Regions from separate parts of the Homo sapiens genome. Here regions 1 and 2 are each linked to region 3. A link is an interaction called in ENCODE POLR2A ChIA-PET data of the cell type or tissue named here. Cell type or tissue: OCI-LY7. All regions are shown on one strand. Each heading gives the region's core, and the rest is flanking DNA. Links, peaks and the distances in the headings are about the cores only. Region 1 overlaps RAB1A (RAB1A, member RAS oncogene family). Region 2 overlaps RAB1A (RAB1A, member RAS oncogene family). Region 3 overlaps LOC124907779 (a long non-coding RNA gene).

The links. Peaks named below come from ENCODE experiments on the same cell type or tissue, not always from the same donor. Only the 100,000 strongest peaks of a DNase experiment are listed, where the experiment ranks them.
Region 1: POLR2A ChIA-PET joins it to region 3 with 8 read pairs; 3 of 35 experiments call an interaction of 5 or more read pairs at or near these places.
Region 2: POLR2A ChIA-PET joins it to region 3 with 5 read pairs; 6 of 35 experiments call an interaction of 5 or more read pairs at or near these places.

The regions. Positions count from the first base shown.
Region 1 is chr2:65,103,930-65,110,662 of GRCh38, reverse strand. RAB1A (RAB1A, member RAS oncogene family) reads left to right here. Exons shown (of 6, transcript NM_004161.5): 2 at 5,857-5,929. Among named protein-coding and RNA genes, the nearest start is that of RAB1A, 23 kb to the left of the region's middle. In OCI-LY7, for the core only: no CTCF peak of the experiment used is centred there; no DNase peak of the experiment used is centred there.
Region 2 is chr2:65,112,104-65,118,836 of GRCh38, reverse strand. All of the region lies in intron 1 of RAB1A (RAB1A, member RAS oncogene family), which reads left to right. Among named protein-coding and RNA genes, the nearest start is that of RAB1A, 15 kb to the left of the region's middle. In OCI-LY7, for the core only: a CTCF peak has its summit at 2,002; no DNase peak of the experiment used is centred there.
Region 3 is chr2:65,205,168-65,211,900 of GRCh38, reverse strand. The region is part of intron 1 of LOC124907779 (a long non-coding RNA gene); the gene reads left to right. It also overlaps the pseudogene VDAC2P5. Among named protein-coding and RNA genes, the nearest start is that of ACTR2, 19 kb to the left of the region's middle. In OCI-LY7, for the core only: no CTCF peak of the experiment used is centred there; DNase peaks (open chromatin) are centred at 2,870, 3,210 and 4,040; H3K4me3 peaks cover 1,612 bases; H3K27ac peaks cover 2,385 bases.

The DNA.
Region 1 (6,733 bases), core at 1,136-6,135, 100 kb after region 3:
CCACACCCAGCATTGCAGCAATTATTAATGTAGTGCTACTGGTCATTTTCTGTTTTTCTCATTTCTTCAGCATGTGTTATTGACTTGTCTCTTCCCTCCCATTTATAATCATTTATACTGCTATGAATTCATGAGTATTTATTTTGTGAGTTATAATCTAATACGTACTTAATTTATTTTGTGCCTCAAATTGTTCTGGCTTGGCCATTTTTTTTTTTTTTTTTGAGACGGTCTCGCTCTGCTGCCCAGGCTGGAGTGCAGTAGCGCCATCTCTTCTCACTGCAACCTCCACCTCCCGGGTTCAAGCGATTCTCCTGCCTCAGCCTCCTGAGTAGCTGGGACTACAGGCGTGTGCCGCCACACCCGTCTAATTTTTTGTATTTTTAGTAGAGACAGGGTTTCACCATGTTAGCCAGGATGGTCTCGATCTCCTGACCTCGTGATCTGCCCGCCTCAGCCTCCAAAAGTGCTGGGATTACAGGCGTGAGCCACCAAGCCCGACCGGCTCCTGTATCCTTTTAACATGAGGTGCTGTCATCATTTTTTCCCCCTAATATTTTGGCCAAAAATGTTAATCAAGGATGGCACAAATTTTCTGTAGCTGTATCTCACAACGAAAGAGGCCTGATTAAAAATGTAAAACTAAAATGTTCTCTGATCTCTTAGCACATGCTTTGTAAAAGGCACAGTGCTAGATCCTTGTATACGTAGATGAGTAAGTCAGCTTACCTTCCACACCCACAGATAGCTATGTCAAACGTAAGGGTGGAGAAACACAGACCCCAAACTTCTCGAGGGTAGAAAATATGAGGTTATAGTAGATTAGAACTACAAAAAGCTAGAGGAAGTTCTGAACTGGAAACAGTGGATAGGATTTACTAGAATAATTTACGAGGGTGACAATTGTAAATCTTCATAGGTTTCTTTTTTTTCCTTTCTCTTTTTTTTTTTTTGAGATGGAGTCTCGCTCTGTTGCCCAGGCTGGAGTGCAATGGCGCAGTCTCTCCTCACTGCAACCTCCGCCTCCTGGGTCCAAGTGATTCTCCTGCCTTAGCCACCCAAGTAGCTGGGATTACAGGCATCTGCCACCATGCTGAGCTAATTTTTGTATTTTTTTTTTTAGTAGAGACGGGGTTTCACCATGTTGGTCAGGCTGGTCTTGAACTCCTGACCTCAGGTAATCCACCCACCTTGGCCTCCCAAAGTGCTGGGATTACAGGTGTGAGCCACCGCGCCCAGCCAAATTTTTATTGGTTTCTAAACTAGCATAATTTAGTTTTTTTCACTTAAGTCAAAATTATATTATTGTAGGATAAAAACTTAGTGATCCAAATTCATGAGGAATGAAGAATAAATACATTTAAAGTCTTACCATTTGCTAAATTAGTCTTGGCTCTTTGTACCAAAATTCTGTCCTTGTGCTCTGTAATTTTATATTTGTATATTTTCTATCAACATTTTTACTGTGTGGTGTTTTGTAAATTATAAAAACGTTTTAAAGCAAACTCAGAACAATGAATTCTCACGAATATTCAGTATATTTACAGTTGAGAAATAAACTACTTCTGTAGTAGGTAATTTAAAATGTCCCAATGCAAGTTAACGTGTCACTGATCACGCTATTCAAGTGTGTGTCTTTGATAAGGGGAGGTGGGGAAGTTTGTGGGTTTGATTTTATTTGCCTTTCTCATGTGACTGTTGTCATGTTAGTAAACAAATGGTTTGCGAGAGAACCAGTAGTCTTTTGCAAAGATTGTCTTATACAGAGCACTCAATTCTTCATATTATTTATAATGGCTTTAATTTAAGCCTTAAATTATTAGAAACTCATAAATAATTTTTTTATTTGTTTTTTTGAGATGGAGTTTCGCCCTTATTGTCCAGGCTGAAGTACAATGATGTGATCTTGACTCACTGCAACCTCCGCCTCTCGGGTTCAAGTGATTCTCCTGCCTTTGCCTCCCAAGTAGCTGGGATTACAGGCATGCGCTACCATGCCTGGCTAATTTTGTATTTTTAGTAAAGACGGGATTGCACCATGTTGGCCAGGCTGGTCTCGAACTCCCAACCTCAGGTGATCCACCTGCTTCGGCCTCCCAGAGTGCTGGGATTACAGGCTCACTGAGCCACTGTGCCCAGCCATAATGCGTTAAAATAAGAGTGTTATATTTGTAAAACTTAAAAAAATGTAGTGGTTGAAAAAGGTAATTTAAAAAGAATTGACTATTAATTTCTTGAAACCATAATGTAACTTGTAGTGCAATTAGGAAACCTTCATGTTTCTTTCTTTCTTTTTTTTTTTTTTTGAGATGGAGTTTTGCTCTTGTTGCCTAGGCTGGAGTGTGTGATGTCAGCGCACTGCAACCTCTGCCTCCTGGGTTCAAGCAATTCTCCTGCCTCAGCCTCCCGAGTAGCTGGGATTACAGGCGCCTGCCACCACACCCAGCTAATTTTTGTATTTTTAGTAGAGGCGGGGTTTCATCGTGTTGGCCTGGCTGGTCTCGAACTCCTGAACTCAGGTGATCCACTGCACCTGGCCCCCGTTCATGTTTTTTAAAGCTTTATGGTTGCTCTGAAATAGAGTTGTTGATTTTTTTTTTTTTTTTGAGACTCCTCTTTTGCCCGTGCTGGAGTGCAGTGGTGTGATCTGAGCTCACTGCAACCTCCACCTCCTGAGTTCAAGCAATTCTCATGGGTCAGCCTCTCAAGTAGCTGAGATTAAAGCTGCCCACCACCATGCCTAGCTAATTTTAGTATTTTTAGTAGAGATGGGGTTTCACCGTATTGGCCAGGGTGGTCTGGAACTTCTGACCTCAGGCATGAGCCACTACGCCTAGCCTGGGTTGTTGATCTTTAAGGTGATACTTCAGGCAACATCTGAGGCCCAGTACAGTCCTTTACTTCAACTGGCTCCAGTACAGCAAATTCAGGGAATGTTTTTGAGTGTTTACTGGATGCCTGGCGTGGAGTTCAGGGAGATTGGTACATTGAGTCCAGTTGTTGTGTTGAAACTTCTGTTTAAAAACCTCCCTACTAAGTCCCAGCTACTCAGGAGGCTGAGGCCTGAGAATCACTTGAACACCTGGAGGCAGAGGTTGCAGTGAATCGAGATCGAGCCACTGCACTCCAGCCTGGGCGACAGAGTGAGACTGTCTAACAACAAAAACAACACCCCCCAAAAAACCAACCTACTATGGTAGTATCAATGCTGTGATAGTCTTCCTTTCTTCATACAGGTAAATTCTTAACATATACTCATTGTTAATGTTCAGTGTTCAGTATTCTTAAGAGTATTTGGGGCCAGGCACGGTGGCTCATGCCTGTACTCCCAGCACTTTGGGAGGCTGAGGTGAGCAGATTACCTGAGGTTAGGAGCTTGAGAACAGCCTCCAACATGATGAAACTCCCGTCTTTACTAGAAATACAAAAATTAGCTGGGTGTGTTAGCACATGTCTGTAATCCCAGCTACTTCAGAGGCTGAGGCAGGAGAATTGCTTGAACCTGGGAGGTGGAGGCTGCAGTGACCTGAGATTGCTTCACTGCACTCCAGCCTGGGCAACAGAGCGAGACTCTTGTCTCAAAACAAACAAACAAAAAAAGAATATTTGGGGCCAGGCATGGTGGCTCACACCTGTAGTCCCAGCACTTTGGGAGGCCAAGGCGGGTGGATCACTTGAGATCAGGAGTTGGAGACCAGCCCGACCAACATGGCTAAATCCCGTCTCTACTAAAAGTACAAAAATTAGCTTGAGCAACAGAGCAAGACTCTGTCTCAAAAAAAGAAAGAAGAATATTTGGTTTAATTAAGAAGGAACCTTATCAATAGTAGTAAAGTCAGCCAGCTGAACTGCCAAGTACAAATTGTTGGTATTAGGTATCAATCATTTATTAAGGATAATATTCTACAATAGCGATCTTTTTAAAAATTTTAAAATCTCAAACTGGAAAGGATGTCTAGTTCATTCTATGCTTCAGTCCCCTCTTCTGATTTACTTGTTTAGAAGATTTTTGTTTCCTTCTCTGACTTCTATTTTGCTGCTGACTGGCACTTGGGATTTTTAAAAAATTATTTTCCTCATATATAATTAAAGACAATAAGTATAACAATAAGTATAATATGGTAATTTGCTAAAACCCAAACAATGTTTTAAGTAATGCATATCATTATGTAAACCTACGTAATAGTTGAATATTCACAAAGATAATCGCTTATAGAAGTTTTATATCCTCTCTTCTTTGGCAGTGCAATTAAAACAAAAAAAATAAGTTTTATGTCTTGTTTACATGTAAATAATTTTAATCTAAATTGTGACGTGGTTTTCACTTTAGCATATTTTTGAAAGTAAATCAAAAAGGACAAAATACAAAATCATGTATATCTTCTACAAAAACGATATATAAATTCTAAGGTTTTTGTCCTTTTGAAATTGCTTAAAAGAATGCATAGAACTGGTGTCTGAGTTGGGAAGGATCTATGAGGGATTTCCTTGGAGACTGTGGGTGAATAATAATGTTGTCTTAGTTCCATGAAGGAATCTCTGGGGATAGTTTTTGAGTTAGGCCTGGCAATGTTAGAGATACATAAAGAGAGCCTTGTTTTATCACTGGGTGCGGTGGCTCACACCTGTAATTCCAGCACTTTGGGAGGCTGAGGCGGGCAGATCATGAGGTCAGGAGATCGAGACCATCCTGGCCAACACGGTGAAACCCGTGTCTACTAAAAATACAAAAATTAGCTGGGCGTGGTGGCGCATGCCTATAATCCCAGCTACTCGGGAGGCTGAGGCAGGAGAATCACTTGAACCAGGGAGTTGGAGGTTGCAGTGAGCCGAGATCGCGCCACTGCACTCCAGCCTGGGTGACAGAGCAAGACTCCGTCTCAAAAAAAAAAAGCTTGGTTTTCAATGGTTCTGAAAAATGCTTTAATACAAGTGTAGAGTGTTAGTCAAGTTTTGCACTTGGATAAACAGCCTGTGAATTTATCACATTTCTAGTTTATAATATGGGCTTTCAGAAGTTATATGAACATTGTTTTGACGGGAGAATTCAAGCTGGATGCTAGAGAAGGATCGTGAGAACCCCTTCATTGGAGGAGTGCTATGAAATTATTTGATCTTGGAATTTTTTTTTTTTTTTTTTTTTTTTTTTTTGAGACAGAGTTTCGTTCTTATTGCCCAGGCTGGAGCTGGAATGCAGTGGCACGATCTCGGCTCACTGCAACCTCTGCCTCCTGGGTTCAAGCAATTCTTCTGCCTCAGCCTACCAGGTAGCTGGGATTACAGGCATGCGCAACCATGCCCAGCTAATTTTTGTATTTTTAATGGAGACGGGGTTTCACCATGTTGGTCAGGCTGGTCTTGAACTCCTGACCTCAAGTGAACTGCCTGCCTCAGCCTCCCAAAGTGTTGGGATTACAGGTGTGAGCCACTGCGCCTGGCCTGATCTTAGAATTTGAAGGAGAGACTAATATTTCATGGGCAAAAACAATGAAAAGTTACCTTTCTGTATTCTAATACTATAGAGGAGTGGGATTTATTTAGAATGTTTTAAGTATCTTGGGCAGTCCAAGAGTGCGTATCACTTATTTTTCTTTTCCTTCTTTCTTTTTAAGTGGAAGTTCACTGATGTTAGAGATCATAGGTGGCATTGCCTACTTTTTACATAATTTTATCATGTTTAGTGATCTGTCAGAAGGGCTGTGGCTGTTTGCAGTTTTGGCTTAAGCCATGCATGGGCTTTATAGGAGATGTAGTCTTCACAGTGAGTTGTTATTTGTAGCTGTGTTTTTGTTTTTGTATAGCTTATAGCAATGCAGTGTGCTTTTTATTAACATCATTTTCTTTTTCTTTTTGCAGTGATTATTTATTCAAGTTACTTCTGATTGGCGACTCAGGGGTTGGAAAGTCTTGCCTTCTTCTTAGGTTTGCAGTAAGTTGAAATTGAAATGTCTTTACAATTAATGGTACAATTAATGCTATGTATGTTTTCTAGGTAGATAAAATTAAACAGTTTTATTCAGAATAAGTTAATTCTTCCAGAATTTATATATTTAAAGACTCCAAATATACATCCCCAGTGGTATCTTGGACTGTTAAATAGAAAAATATTGTTGCTCTTAAAAGAAATTCAGTGAAGTATGGTTATAAAGTCAGAATGTCTAATACTTTTGGTCAGAGTCAAACAGCAGTTCCAATATAGGCAGCAAGTTAAAGGGGTAGTTGGTGGCCTGTGTTGAAAGCGACTTGATGAAAATAAATCTTTAAATTAAACTTTAGTAGAATAAGAAGAAAAAGCAGAGCCAGGTGACGCAGTGGATCATGCCTGCAGTCTCAGCTACTCAGGGTGCTGAGGGTGGAAGGATCACTTGAGTCTAGGAGTTTTGAGACCAACCTGGACAACATAGCATGACTCTGTCTCTGAAAAAAAAAGTTAATAAAAGAAAAAGTAGGGTCTTGGACAAACTTCGTTGGCCAATGGCATAGTTCTAAATGCTGAAGCTGACAGATAAAGGACTTTTGACTTAACAGAATCCACAGTGTCCTTCATAGTCTTTATCAACTACCTTTAAATTTAGCATGTTTCCTGGCCAGGTGCGGTGGCTCACGCCTGTAATCCCAGCACTTTGGGAGGCCGAGACGGGCGGATCACAAGGTCAAGAGATCGAGACCATCCTGGCTAACACGGTGAAACCCCGTCTCTACTAAAAATACAAAAAATTAGCTGGGTGTGGTG
Region 2 (6,733 bases), core at 833-5,832, 93 kb after region 3:
GGTACACACATGGAGAATTTTACCTTGGAGGAAGGCTTGGTAAAGAAAATAGCCCTTTGGGCCGGGTGCGGGGGCTGACGCCTGTAGTCCTAGCACTTTGGGAGGCTGAGGTGGGCGGATTGCCTGAGCTCAGGAGTTCAAGACCAGCCTGGGCAACACAGTGAAACCCTGTCTCTACTAAAATACAAAAAATCAGCTGGGTGTGGCAGCATGTGCCTGTAGTCCCAGCTACTTGGGAGGCTGAGGCAGGAGAACTGCTTGAACCCGGGAGGCAGAGGTTGCAGTGAGCCGAGATTGTGCTACTGCACTTCAGCCTGCGCGACAGAGCAAAACTCTGTCTCAAAAAAACAAACAAACAAACAAAAAAGGAAAATAGCCTTTCTCTATCATCAGAGTATATTAAGAGTTGAGTTTTTTTTTCTGTTTTTTAAAATTTTTGTTGTTTATTTTAAATTACAAAACATGGACTCTGCTTACAAATTAAGAAAATGACTCATGTTCAAACAAGCATAATCAATATAACAGTTAATACAAGTTAAATATTGTAATATGTTTACGGAATAGCATGGCAAAATAGTGCAAAAGATTTGGGGAAGGGGCCTATAATTTCTGTTAACAGAAAGTTTTAGTTATGTTGATTCAACTGGAGAGGAACAGAGCTCCCAGAAGGACTCCAGAACACTTGATGCTTGTCTGAGTGGGGTCAGCAGCACTGAGTTCCCACCAGACAGAAAGTTTGTGTGTGTACATTATTTCCCTTAACTGCCACAATAATCCCATGAAGAAAATGCCCTAGTTTTACAAACAAGGAAACAGAGGCAGAGAAGAGTTAAATGACTTGCCCAAGGGCATTCAAAGTAAGCAACTGAATTGGAATTTTAACTCAAAGGCTTGGATGTCCCACTACAACAAATAGGCTGTTTCTGCTTTACTACATGTGCTTACTTCTAAGAATTTAACATTTTAGGCTGGTTGTGGTGGCTCACTCCTGTAATCTCAGCACTTTCGGAGGCTGAGGTGGGTAAATCACTTGAGCTCAGGAGTTTGAGACCAACCTGGGCAACATGGTAAAACCTCATCTCTACCAAAAAAAAAAAAAAAAACTAGCTGGACGTGGTGGCACGCGCCTGTGGTCCCAGCTACTCAGGAGGCTGAAGTAGGAGGATCGTTTGAGCCTGGGAGGTGGAGGTTGCAGTGAGCCCACATTGCATCACTGCACTCTAGCCTAGGTGACAGAGTGAGAGCCTATCTCACACACAAAAAAAAGAATTTAAAATTTTAGTCAAGTAATTAGGCACTAACATTTTGTGGTCAGTTACTTTACGAATTCATGGTTGGAGGCCTGATGTGGTGGCTCATGCCTGTAATCCCAGCACTTTGGGAGGCTGAGGCAGGAGGATTGCTTAAGGCCAAGAGTTCAAATCAGCCTGAGCAACCTAGTAAGATCCCCTTTCTGCAAAAAATTTAAAAATTAGCTGGGCATGGTAGTGTGCACCTGTAGTCCCAACCACTTGGGAGGCTGAGGTGGGAGGATTGCCTGAGGCCAGGAGTTTGAGACCTGGGCAGCATATGAAGACCCTGTCTCTAAAAAACTAAAAATAAAAAATAGCCAGGTGTGGTTGGTGTGCTTGTGGTCCCAGCTACTCAAGAGGCTGAGGCAAGAGGGTTGCTTGAGCCCAGAAGTTGGAGGCTGCCGTGAACTGTGATTGCACCACTGCACTTCAGCCTGGGTGACATAGCAAGACCCTGTCTCTGTGGTGGTGGTGGGTGGGGGTGGGGGAAGGATTTAAGAAGGGTTTGTGAGGTATGTATTATTTATAAATGGGCTTTTAACTTTACCCTTCACATCTTGGGTTGAAATTAATTGTATCCATTCTCAGTTTTTCTGTCTTGCTATATATTTAAACTTGGAGACTTAGAGGTCATGGATGTCTTTCTATGAAAAGCAAATGAAGCAGAGGGCTGCCTTCTCTTGCTGTAGAGGGCACACTTGCTGCAGAGCATGTTACTGTTTTATGCATTGCTAGGCTTTGGGAGTTGTGACTTGTATGATCATAGTACTTACAACTATTAGTTGGCAATTTTTAAACTTTAACTTTAGATTATATATGTAAACTCCTGTGTTCCTTTGTCACTGATAATCTGAACAGAAGCCTTGGATAAATAATTTTGAAGTTTTTGTCTGAACCTCTGAAATTTGTATTGTTATCTCATGGTTTTGCTGGGAGGAAGGAGAAATAACAATGGCCACTTACTGTGCTTCTGTATGTGCCAGACAGTATGTGCTAGATGTTTCAGAAACGTGATTTGTAATCCTGACAAGAAGCCTAATTGGGTGGTAGTGGGTGCTAATTGAACCTTATAGATGAGGAAATTGAGGCTCATGGTGGTAAGTGAATAACTTGCACCAAGATCCTATGGCTGGTATGCAGTAGAGCCTCAATTCAAGTACGGGTCTTCCAGGTCCAAACCCATGCAGGCTTTGAGAGGTAAGGAGGTAGAGAACGTTGACACCCCGTTCTTGGTGTGTTTTTCAGCAAATACTTGTATGCATATTAAAGACTGTCTACCCTTTTGTCATCTTGTGTCACTTGCTGCTTCCTTTGGTACTACCCAAATTTCTTTCAGCATTTCAGCTTTGAATTTTTATTTTTATTTTATTTAATTTATTTATTTTTTTGAGATGGAGTCTCACTCTGTTGTCCAGGCTGGAGTGCAGTGGCGTGATATCAGCTCACTGCAACCTCTGCCTCACAGGTTCAAGCAATTCTTCCTGCCTCAGCCTCCTTAGTAGCTGGGACTGGAGGTGCCCACCACCACGCCCAACTAATTTTTGTATTTTTAGTAGAGATAGGGTTTTACCTTGTTGGCCAGGCTGGTTTTGAACTCTTGGCCTCAAGTGATCCACCCACCTCGGCCTCCCAAAATGCTGGGATTACAGGCATGAGCCACTGCACCTGGCCAGCTTTGAATTTTTAGAATACTGTTCTAAACAGAACTATATTGGAACCTGGAAAATTAATCTATTGTCTCTAAATACCAAAGAAAAACATGTAATTTTAGTGGTTGATTATGGGAACAATTTTTTTTAAGATGGTTCATCTGAATGGAAGCATTTTTTTTTAATTGCTTGACTATTTCTTTAAATTTGGAGAAAAGACCATTGCCCTCTCAGATTTCTGGTAATTGGTCACATTGATCATTTATATTGACTGACAGGCTGCTTTGTCCACAGCTGAAGGATTGTTTAATTTTTTTTAAATTATAGGAATAATATGTGCTCACTGTAAAATTCACAGTACAGAAGCATATGAACTAACTAAAAGTTCTTACCTCTTGTCTCCAGCAAGGAGTAAGTGTTTCAACCTGAAGGTTGGTTTTGAATTGTGTTCTGTGGAGCATACTTAAAGTGAGTGAAGAAGAAAAATTTATGTCAATCATGATCATTGCAGCTGAAGTTTTTATTGTTTCACCCCCTAAAGGTTATTAAAATAGTATGTAGTTTAGTAGTCTTGATAATTTTCCCTTAAGATTTATTGGCCAGTATATCAGGATTTTGTTTTAAATTTGATATGTGAGCTTAGTTTTATGCTATTTTCAAATAAGACATTTAGAAGAAGATAAAATAACATTTCTGTCTTAGTCTGTTTTCTGCTGCTATAACAGAATAGCACAGACTGGGTAATTTATAAACAGTAGAAGTTTATTTGGCCTGTGGTTCTGGAGGCTGGGAACTTCAAGAGCATGGTTCTGCCCTTTGTGCTGTGTTATCATATGGTGGAAGGTGGAAAGGCAAGTGAGTATGTCAAGACAGAGAGCAAGAAGGGGCTTGAACTCACTTTTATAACAGAGTGACTCCAGAGATAGCTAACCCACTTTTGAGAGAATGCATTAATCCATTCATGAGGGCAGAGCCCTTGTGACCTAATCACCTCTCATTAGGCTCTGCATCCTTAAACTGGTTTTTTTTTTGTTTTTTTTTTTTGAGACGGAGTCTCGCTCTGTTGCCCAGGCCGGACTGCGGACTGCAGTGGCGCAATCTCGGCTCACTGCAAGCTCCGCCTCCCGGGTTCACGCCATTCTCCTGCCTCAGCCTCCCGAGTAGCTGGGACTACAGGCGCCCGCCACCGCGCCCGGCTAATTTTTTGTATTTTTTTAGTAGAGACGGGGTTTCACCTTGTTAGCCAGGATGGTCTCGATCTCCTGACCTCATGATCCACCCGCCTCGGCCTCCCAAAGTGCTGGGATTACAGGCGTGAGCCACCGCGCCCGGCCCCCCTTAAACTGTTGTATTGGGGATTAAGTATCTAACACAGGAACTTTGGAGGATACATTTAAACCATAAGAATTCCTGTCATGCAAATGAATCCATTCTAGATGAAAGAGAATGAATTTAGTTTCCATTGAACTTTATAAATAGGCCTTTTCTAAGGTACTTACAGCTGATATTATAAAATTTATATTTGTTTTTATAAATTTGTATTTGTATTTCTGTTTGTACAAATACAATTATACACTATAGTTCTCTGCTGTTAGATTTTTTTTCTTCCTTAGCATGTTTCCAAAGGGTGGAATGTTGAAAGTTGGGTTAATGTCAATCAGCTTTCTTTTGTAAAGTGTTCATTGACATGTGAACCTTGTCTGAGAATCTAAATTTTATTTCATGAAAGAAGAAAACAGTATATTCTCATTTAACCCAGAATTTAACTTCATATACTTGTGGCTGTATTGGGAGTATGCCATTGCTGTCTGTTTACAACCTGACCTACTCTACCTACTTAGAAGTAATTTGTGTTATGATAGGTGTGCTGTGCTGACATATGCTGAACATATTTGTAAGGGTGTTAAGTCATTGAATAAAACGCTTTTCTCCTCCTTTCAAATAACATTTTTTATTTCTGGTTATAAAAGTCATACAAGCTTACTGCAGGTTGTTAAAAAGGTATAAAGAAGAAACCGTCAATCCATTATAGTCCTACAGTTTAGACTTCCTGCTCCAGCCTCTCAGAGTGCTGAGATGAGCTAGCCATGCCCAGCCCCTCAAAAGATTTTTTAAAAAACAAAAATGAGGTTATACTTTAAAAAATTCTATATTCCTTTCACATAACAGTGTTATTTTGGAGGTTTTAGAATTTCCAGTAGCATTTTAGATTCAGAAACAAGCTGATTCATCCTCTACTTTGTACTTTAGGCAAGAAAAGAATTTTACCTAAATAGAATTTTGAACTGAAAATCTGTTTTTCTAACTTTTTATTTAAAGAATATTGTTCCATGCTTTCACAGTAGTGACTTTTAATTTTTATATTTTTTATTTTATTTATTTAGAGATGGGGGTCTCACTCTTGTTGCCTAGGCTAGAGTGAGTGCAATGGTTCTATTCCTAGCTCACTGCAACCTTGAACTCCTGGGCTCAAGTTACCCTCCTGCCTCAGCCTTCTAAGTAGCTGGGACTACAGGTGTGCACCACTGCACCAGGCTTTTTTTAAAGGCATAGAAAATGGTAGTGCTTGCATACAAAAATGGCGTAGGTACATACATCAGCGGACATCAAGACTATGTTCAGATCATAAATGTACATATATGTACCGATGCCATTTTTGCACGCAAACAAATAATGGAAATTGAACTCTAAACTGAAATTTGAAACAAGGGTTCTGGGGTGGGCCCTCTTGCTGATTTGTAATTGAATGTATAGTTCAATTTTTCCCCATCTGTTAAGCAAAAGACAATTCTAATGTTAGCAAAAATCCACATATCCTGTCATTGATCATTTTTTCCTTAATTTTCTTTAAGAGATGGGGCTTCTCTCTATGTTGCCCAGGCTGGTCTGGAACTCTTGGGCTCAAATGATCCTCCAGCCTCAGCCTCCCAAAGTGCTGGAATTAATAGGCACAAGCTGCCGTGCCTGGCCCTGTCATCAGTCATTTAACTTCATGCAAACTGAGTAGAATAAAACTCGTCCTTACTGTACCTTATTGCTTTTGTTTTATTGTTGGAACCTCCAATATTGCGAAAGTAGACCAAAAGTTGACTTATAGGAAAAACTGATAGCAAAAATAATTTTTCTCTTGTTGCTGTATTTCATGCCCACCATCCAGTTGTTAAAGCCTACTGTTAATTTCTCTCAGCCTCCTCCTTTCTGTCCAGGCTTATTCTATGCCATTCTTACCTTAACTGTTTTTAGCTTTCTCATAGAGTGAACTTTTTAAATTAAAATAAAATATCTGCTCGTAGTATTATAAAATTCAAGCAGTTCAACAGAATTTTTCACTAATAGAAATACTTGTACCTCAAAAGCAGCTTTATTTTACAAACCCAGCCCAATTTGTGATTAGATTTAACTTGAGAAAACATGAAATGTCTCTCATATTGTTTAAAAATATCATAAGTGGCTGGGTACGGTGGCTTATGCCTATAATCCCAACACTTTGGGAGGCTGAGGCAGGTGGATCACTTGAGGTCAGGAGTTTGAGACCAGCCAGGCCAACATGGTGAAACCCCATCTCTACTAAAATACAAAAATTAGCTGGGCATGGTGGCACACACCTGTAATCCCAGCTACTAGGGAGGCTGAGGCAGGTGAATCGCTTGAACCCGGGGGAGGTGGAGGTTGCAGTGAGCTGAGATAATGCCATTGCACTCCAGCCTAGGCAACAGAGCAAGACTCTGTCTCAAAAAAAAAAAAAAAATCATGAGCTAGCATTTTTGAAGTGATTGTTTGTCATTTTTCGTT
Region 3 (6,733 bases), core at 709-5,708:
AAAAAAAAAGAAAGAAAGAGAACAAACAGAAGACTTGTGTGTTCAGTGATAAATTTACATCTCTAATGAAAAATTAAAAAGGAATATATTCCATGGCCAAGTCCCCCAAAGGCAGTGTACCTGGAACAGAATGAGCTTTTTTTCACAAGCTGTTTCAGGCCTTGAAGCTTAACAAACAAGTCTAAAATAAAAAATATGTGTATTTATGGAAATAAAAATAGAGCCTAGTAAAACTAAGCTCAGATCCTGCCTCTTTCATTGGCTTGGAAGCCTAAGGTCTATGTTGTCAACCTCCCTGGGGGATTACTTCTTTTTCTTTAATTGATACATAATAATTGTACATATTCATGGATACAATGATATTTTGATGCATACATGCAATACATAATGATGACATCAGGGTAATTGGGATATCCATCACCTCAAACATTTATCAGTTCTGTTTTTTTTTTTTTTTTTTTTTTTTTTGGAGATGGAGTTTTGCTTTTGTTGCCCAGGCTGGAGTGCAATGGCTTGATCTCAGCTCACTGCAACTTCTGCCTCCCGGGTTCAAGATATTCTCCTGCCTCAACCTCCCGAGTAGCTGGGATTATAGGCATCCACCACCACGCCCGACTAATTTTTGTATTCTTAGTAGAGACAGGGTTTCACCACGTTGTGCAAGCTGGTCTCAAACTCCTGACCTCAGGTGATCTGCCCGCCTCGGCCTCCCAAAGTGCTGGGATTGCAGGCCTGAGCAACCACGCCCGGCCAAGTTTGTTCTCTTTTTAACATATAGAGCATTTTAGATGTACCATGAGTCCCTTTTTCTTCCCAGTATCACTCCCAGTTTCCTCTCACTTTCCCAAGAAGTAGTATTGCCTTAAGTCATGATGAGTTCTTAGAGACCATTTAAAAAAACACTCATTAGATGCACATGAAAAGAGGTTCAACACCATGAGCCATTATGGAAATGCAAATTAAAACCACAATGAGGCCGGGCATGGTGGCTCACACCTTTAATCCCGGCACTTCAGGAGGCCAAGGCAGAAAAATCATTTGCGCCCAGGAGTTGGAGACCAGCCCAGACAACGTAGTGAGGACCCCATCTCTACAAAAAATAAAAAATTAGCCGGGAATGGTGGCTCACACCTGTGATCCCAGCTACTTGGGGGGCTGAGGTGGGAGGATCATTTGAGCCCAGGAGTTTGAAACCAACATGGGCAACATAGTGAGACCTCATCTCTACAAAAAAATTAAATATTAGTTGGACGTGGTGGTATGCACCTGTAGTCCCAGCTTCTCGGGAGGCTGAGGTGGGAGGATCACTTGAGCACAGGAGATTGAGGCTGCAGTGAGCTGTAAGGTGCACTCTAGCCTGGACAATGGAGCAAGACTCTGTCTCCAAAACAAACAAAAAAATGAACAAAACCACAACGATATACCATTACATACCTATTAAAATATTAGAATAACTAAAATTTTTAAAAATAATGCCAAATGCTATTGAAATACCAAATACAGAAACTGTATTTCTCATATATTTCTGGTCAGCCTATGAAACGATACACTCAGGGTGGAAAATACCATTTCTTATAAAACTAAACACTTACCATACAACTCAGCAACTGTACAACTGATGTGCACTTACCATACAACCCAGCAACTGTACAATTGGGCATTTACCCCAGAGAAATGAAAACATTTATTCACATGGAAATGTATGCATGAATGTTCATAACAGTTCTATTTGCAATAACCAAAAACTGGAAACAACCAGTTTTTGTCCTTCAATGAATGAATGGTTAAACAAAATGTGATACACTCATCCCATGGAGTACTATACAGCAATAAAAAGAAAGAAATTATTGATACACACAACTTGAATAGATCCCAAAGTAATTATGCTAAATTTTTTAAAAACTCATTCTTAGAAAGTTACATACTGACATACTGTATACTTCCATTTCTATAACATTCTTGAAGTGACACAATTATAGAGATGGAGAACAAATTAGTGGTTGCCAGGCATTAGGATGTGGGAGGCAGGGAGTGGGATGGATATGACTATAAACAGGTAGCATGAGGGATCTTTGCAATGATGAAGCAGTTCTGTATCTTGACTGTGGTGGTGGTTACATATATGATAAAATTGCATAGAAGTACACACACAAATGAGTGCATATAAAACATGAAATTTGAGGTTGTGGATTATATCAATGTCAATTTAATAGTTTTGATATTGAACTGTGCTTATGTAATATATTATCACTGGGGGAAACTGAATGAAGGGGACATGGGACCTCCCTGTACTATTTTTTGCAATTTCTGTTTATTTATAATTATTAAAAAGTTAAAAAGCCAAATTGAAAAGTATCCACTAAATGCATATATGTTCCTATATAAAATTCATACTATTGATTGCTGTATGTGTCTTTTCTATAGGTAGTATCATCCCAAAAGTGTCATTCTGCAAACTTGCCTGCTCACTCAACATTCCAATTTTGAGATCCATCCAAACTAATACATAGAGAACTAGTTCCTCTAATACTGCATAGGATTCTATTATATTAATATGTCACATTTTATTTATCCCTTCCCCAACTTACGAACATTTCGATTTTTTTTACTGTTATAAAGCTTGCTGCAATGAATATCCTTGTATGTGACTTGTGCACATACAAGTTTTTCTAGTGTAGTATTTCTTAGACCTAGAAGTAATAAAAATACTAGCTGTCAATATTTCCTGAGCACTGACTGTAATATTACTATGATTGGTGAGAAAACCGAGAAGTTAGCTTACTTGCCAAAGGTCACATAGCTAGTCAAACCTATCATGTCCAGCTCCAGCATCTGCATTATTATCCACTGCAGCACATGGTTGCCTCCAGCAGTCGGATAAAAAACTGTTTCATTGGCCGGATGTAGAGGCTCACGCCTGTAATCCCAGCACTTTGGGAGGCTGAGGTGGGCAGATCACTTGAGGTTGGTAGTTCCAGACCAGCCTGGCCAACATGACGAAACCACATCTCTACTAAAAGTACAAAAAGAAAAGAAAAAAAAAAAAAAGCTGGACATGGTGGCAAGTGCTTGTAATTCCAGCCACTCAGGAAACTGAGGCAGGAGAATCGTTTGATCCCGGGAGGCAGAAGTTGCAGTGAGCGAGGCCACACCACTGGGCGATAGAGCAAGACGCAAGACTCTCCAAAAAACAAAAACAAAAACCTGTTTCACCACCTGCAAAGGATATACTAGAAAAGTGCAGTGAAGCATTACCTTTAACCAATTATATCATACAGTTTTCTTTTCTTTTTTTTTTTTTTTTTTTTTTTTTTGAGACGGAGTCTCACTCTGTTGCCCAGGCTGGAGTGCAGTGGTGCATTCTCGGCTCACTGCAAGCTCTGCCTCCCGGGTTCACGCCATTCTCCTGCCTCAGCCTCCTGAGTAGCTGGGACTACAGGCGCCCGCCACCAAGCCCAGCTAATTTTTGTATTTTTAGTAGAGGTGGGGTTTCACCTTGTTAGTCAGGATGGTCTCGATCTCCTGACCTCGTGATCCGCCTGCCTCGGCCTCCCAAAGTGCTGGGATTACAGGCATGAGCCACCGCACCTGGCTCATACAGTTTTCTTATTTTGAACTCATGTTCAGTTAAAATTTTCTGGTCTCTTTCCCGAATGCTTATCCAGGTGTCTTCAATTTTACTTTGCGATTTAATGTTTAAACCTAAAACAGTCTTTTAAAATCTTATTCTGGTTAATTTAGTCTTCTTGATTTGAGACTAATTCCGGCATGTTGAGATAAATATTTATTTTAAACACAAGAGTTTTCAGAGCATTACCTATAAAGTATTCCTGCCAAAAATGTTGAACCAGAATAAATTGGATTTTTAGAGGTAACTTCCATTTAGAGGAAATAAAAAGGGTAGAGGAATAAGTTAAATGATACCACAGGGAAGCAAATACACACATCCATAATGCATAATATTCTGTACAACGGTTAACACAGTTTTTGCAACAAATCGTTGACAGGATTAATGTGTGTGCGTGCATGTGTGTGTGTGCACTCAGGTGCGCATGTGTGTGTCGACGGGGAGGGGGAATCTTCTCTAAATGGAAAGAAATCTAAGAAACAAAACAACCAATTGTAATAATATAGACCTTTTTTGTACCTGAATTTGAATAAACCAACTAAAAAAAAGATATTTAGAGACAATTTTGAAAGTAGGATTATGTGGATTAGATGGTATTAGAAGATGCCAAGGGATTATTGTTAATTTAGGTAAGTACTATAAAGGCATTGTGGTAATGACAGAAAATATCCATTAAAAAAAAAAGATTCTTACCAAGTACTTGTAGGTGAAATGATATGATGTCTGGAATTTGCTTTAAAATACTTCAGGAAAAAAAGGATAGATTCAGCAAATGGGGCAAAATCTCGATGATGATTGAATCTGGGATATAAATATATAGGAGTGCATCCTACTCTTCTCTAGGTATATTTTTAATACGTTTAATAAGTTTTATAATAAAATGTAAGGTGTTTTATTATAAAAGTAACAGAAAACATGTCATGGGGAGAGTTTAGAAGCTCAGAAAAGTAAGAGAAAAAAATAGACTTTATAACCCCCTACCTACTACCGACTGTTAAAGTTTAGATACATTTTCTTCTAATATTTTTCTTTTTCTTCTTCTTCTTCGTTTTTTTTTTTTTTTTTTTTTGACACAGGGTCTTGCTGTGTTGCCTAGGCTGGGGTGCAGTGGCACGATCTCAGCTTACTTCAACTTCCGCCTCCCAGGTTCAAGCGATTCTCCTGCCTCAACCTCCCGAGTAGCTGGTATTACAGGTGCGCACGACCACACCCGGCTAATTTTTGTATTTTTAGTACAGACAGGGTTTTGCCACGTTGGCCAGGCTGGTTTCAAACTCCTGACCTCAAGTGATCTGCCTGCCTTGGCCTCTCAAAGTGCTGGGATTATAGGCATGAGCCACCGCACCCGGCAACATTTTCTTCTAGTATTTTTCTATGTCTCTTCTGATTTGATTTTCATAATTGAGATGAAATTATATAATTTCGTGTCTCATTTTTCCATTTACATACATAAGCATTTTAAAATATTATCATGAATTTTCTTAAGCATCATACTTAATGATGAACATAGTACTGTAAAGTACCCAAGTTAAAATAATTTTTTCTTTTACCTTAAAAATATGTTATTGAGGAATAATTTGCAAAGACTATACTGCATCTATTTAAAGTATGCAATTTTATTAATTTTGACAATGGTGATCTTATCTTTTTTTTAAAGACAGGGTCTCCCTCTGTTGCCCAGGCTGCAGTGCAGTGGCACAGTTATAGCTCACTGCAGCCTCAAGCTCCTAGGCTCAAGTGATCCTCCCATCTCAGCCTCCCAAGTAGCTGGGACTACAGGTGTGTGCCACCATGCCTGGCTATTTTTAGTTTTTTTTTATTTTTGTAGAGATTGAGTCTCACTATGTTACCCAGGCTGGTCTTGATCCTCCCGCCTCGGCCTCCCAAAGTGCTGGGATTACAAGTGTGAGTGACCACACCCAGCTGGTATTCCTGTCTTGAGGTTTATTTTATCTTATGTTAATATAAAAACTTCAGCTTTCTTAGACTTTTTTTTTTCATAAAGGTCTATTTCATTATTGGTGGGTAGCGCATTTAACAGTTAAATACATTTAAATAATGTATAGGTGACTGCAGGACTGCAGCATTGGTAACTAGATAACCAATTCAACTAGAAACCAGCTAACAAAGAACTGTCTAAATACTTAAAATACAGCTCTTGTTGAGATCATCCTTTGTTTTGATCATCTTCTTGGGGGAAAAAAGCCTGCTGCTGGTCACAATGGAAATATATTAAGGCCAAATCTTCTGATATCCATTCCCAAAGGTTTCTTTCAGCTGGATTAAGCCTCCAACTCCAGGGCGAGCCCAACCTTGTGGCCTCCAGCATTAATGCTCTTCCCGTCTACCAGAGCAGAGAGTGTAAGCTTCACACCAGGCCTCAGAGTCTGAGTATAGCCTACTCCAATTAAGCTAGAGTTGTTGACTTTTGCAGAAATGGAAGCAGTGGGATCCAACTGATATTTAGCTGCAATGCCAAAACGAGTGCAGTTGGTACCTGATGTCCAAGCAAGGTTTACTGAAGTGTCAAGATCTTCACAAACTTTCTGATAAATTGATCCTCCAAATTCTGTCCCATCATTGACATTAGTGTGTAGCTGGAAGTCCCCAGTCCTGTAGCCCACTGCAAAGTTATTCCTTGTCAGCTTTGATTTGGCACTGTCAAAGGTCATCTGGTAGCCAGCAAGCCAGCCCTCATAACCAAAGACAGCTGAACCATGGATTGCAGGTCCAGCAAAATCAAAGTCAACATCACAACCAAGGTTTATACACTCCCTCTTGTAAGACTTGATTTTACCACTTTTCTTTCCTGTGTTTGGTGAGAAGGTAGTATCAAATGTCAGTTTCAAACCTTGACAAATCTGGTCTTCAATTGCGATTTCTGTTCCCAGAGTGTTATCAGTGTTCCACTTTTCTGTGAAAGTCAGACCATACTCACACCACTTGTATTTGGTCTCCAGGGTCCCAGTAACTTTACCAGTGTCTGTATTAGATGAACCGGACGTTGAAAATTCCACGCCACTGCAAGACTTTGTTTTCACATCCAGTTTCACCAACCCAAAACCAAATCCTTTGTTGAAAATATCTCTGGCAGCTTTGCCAAGG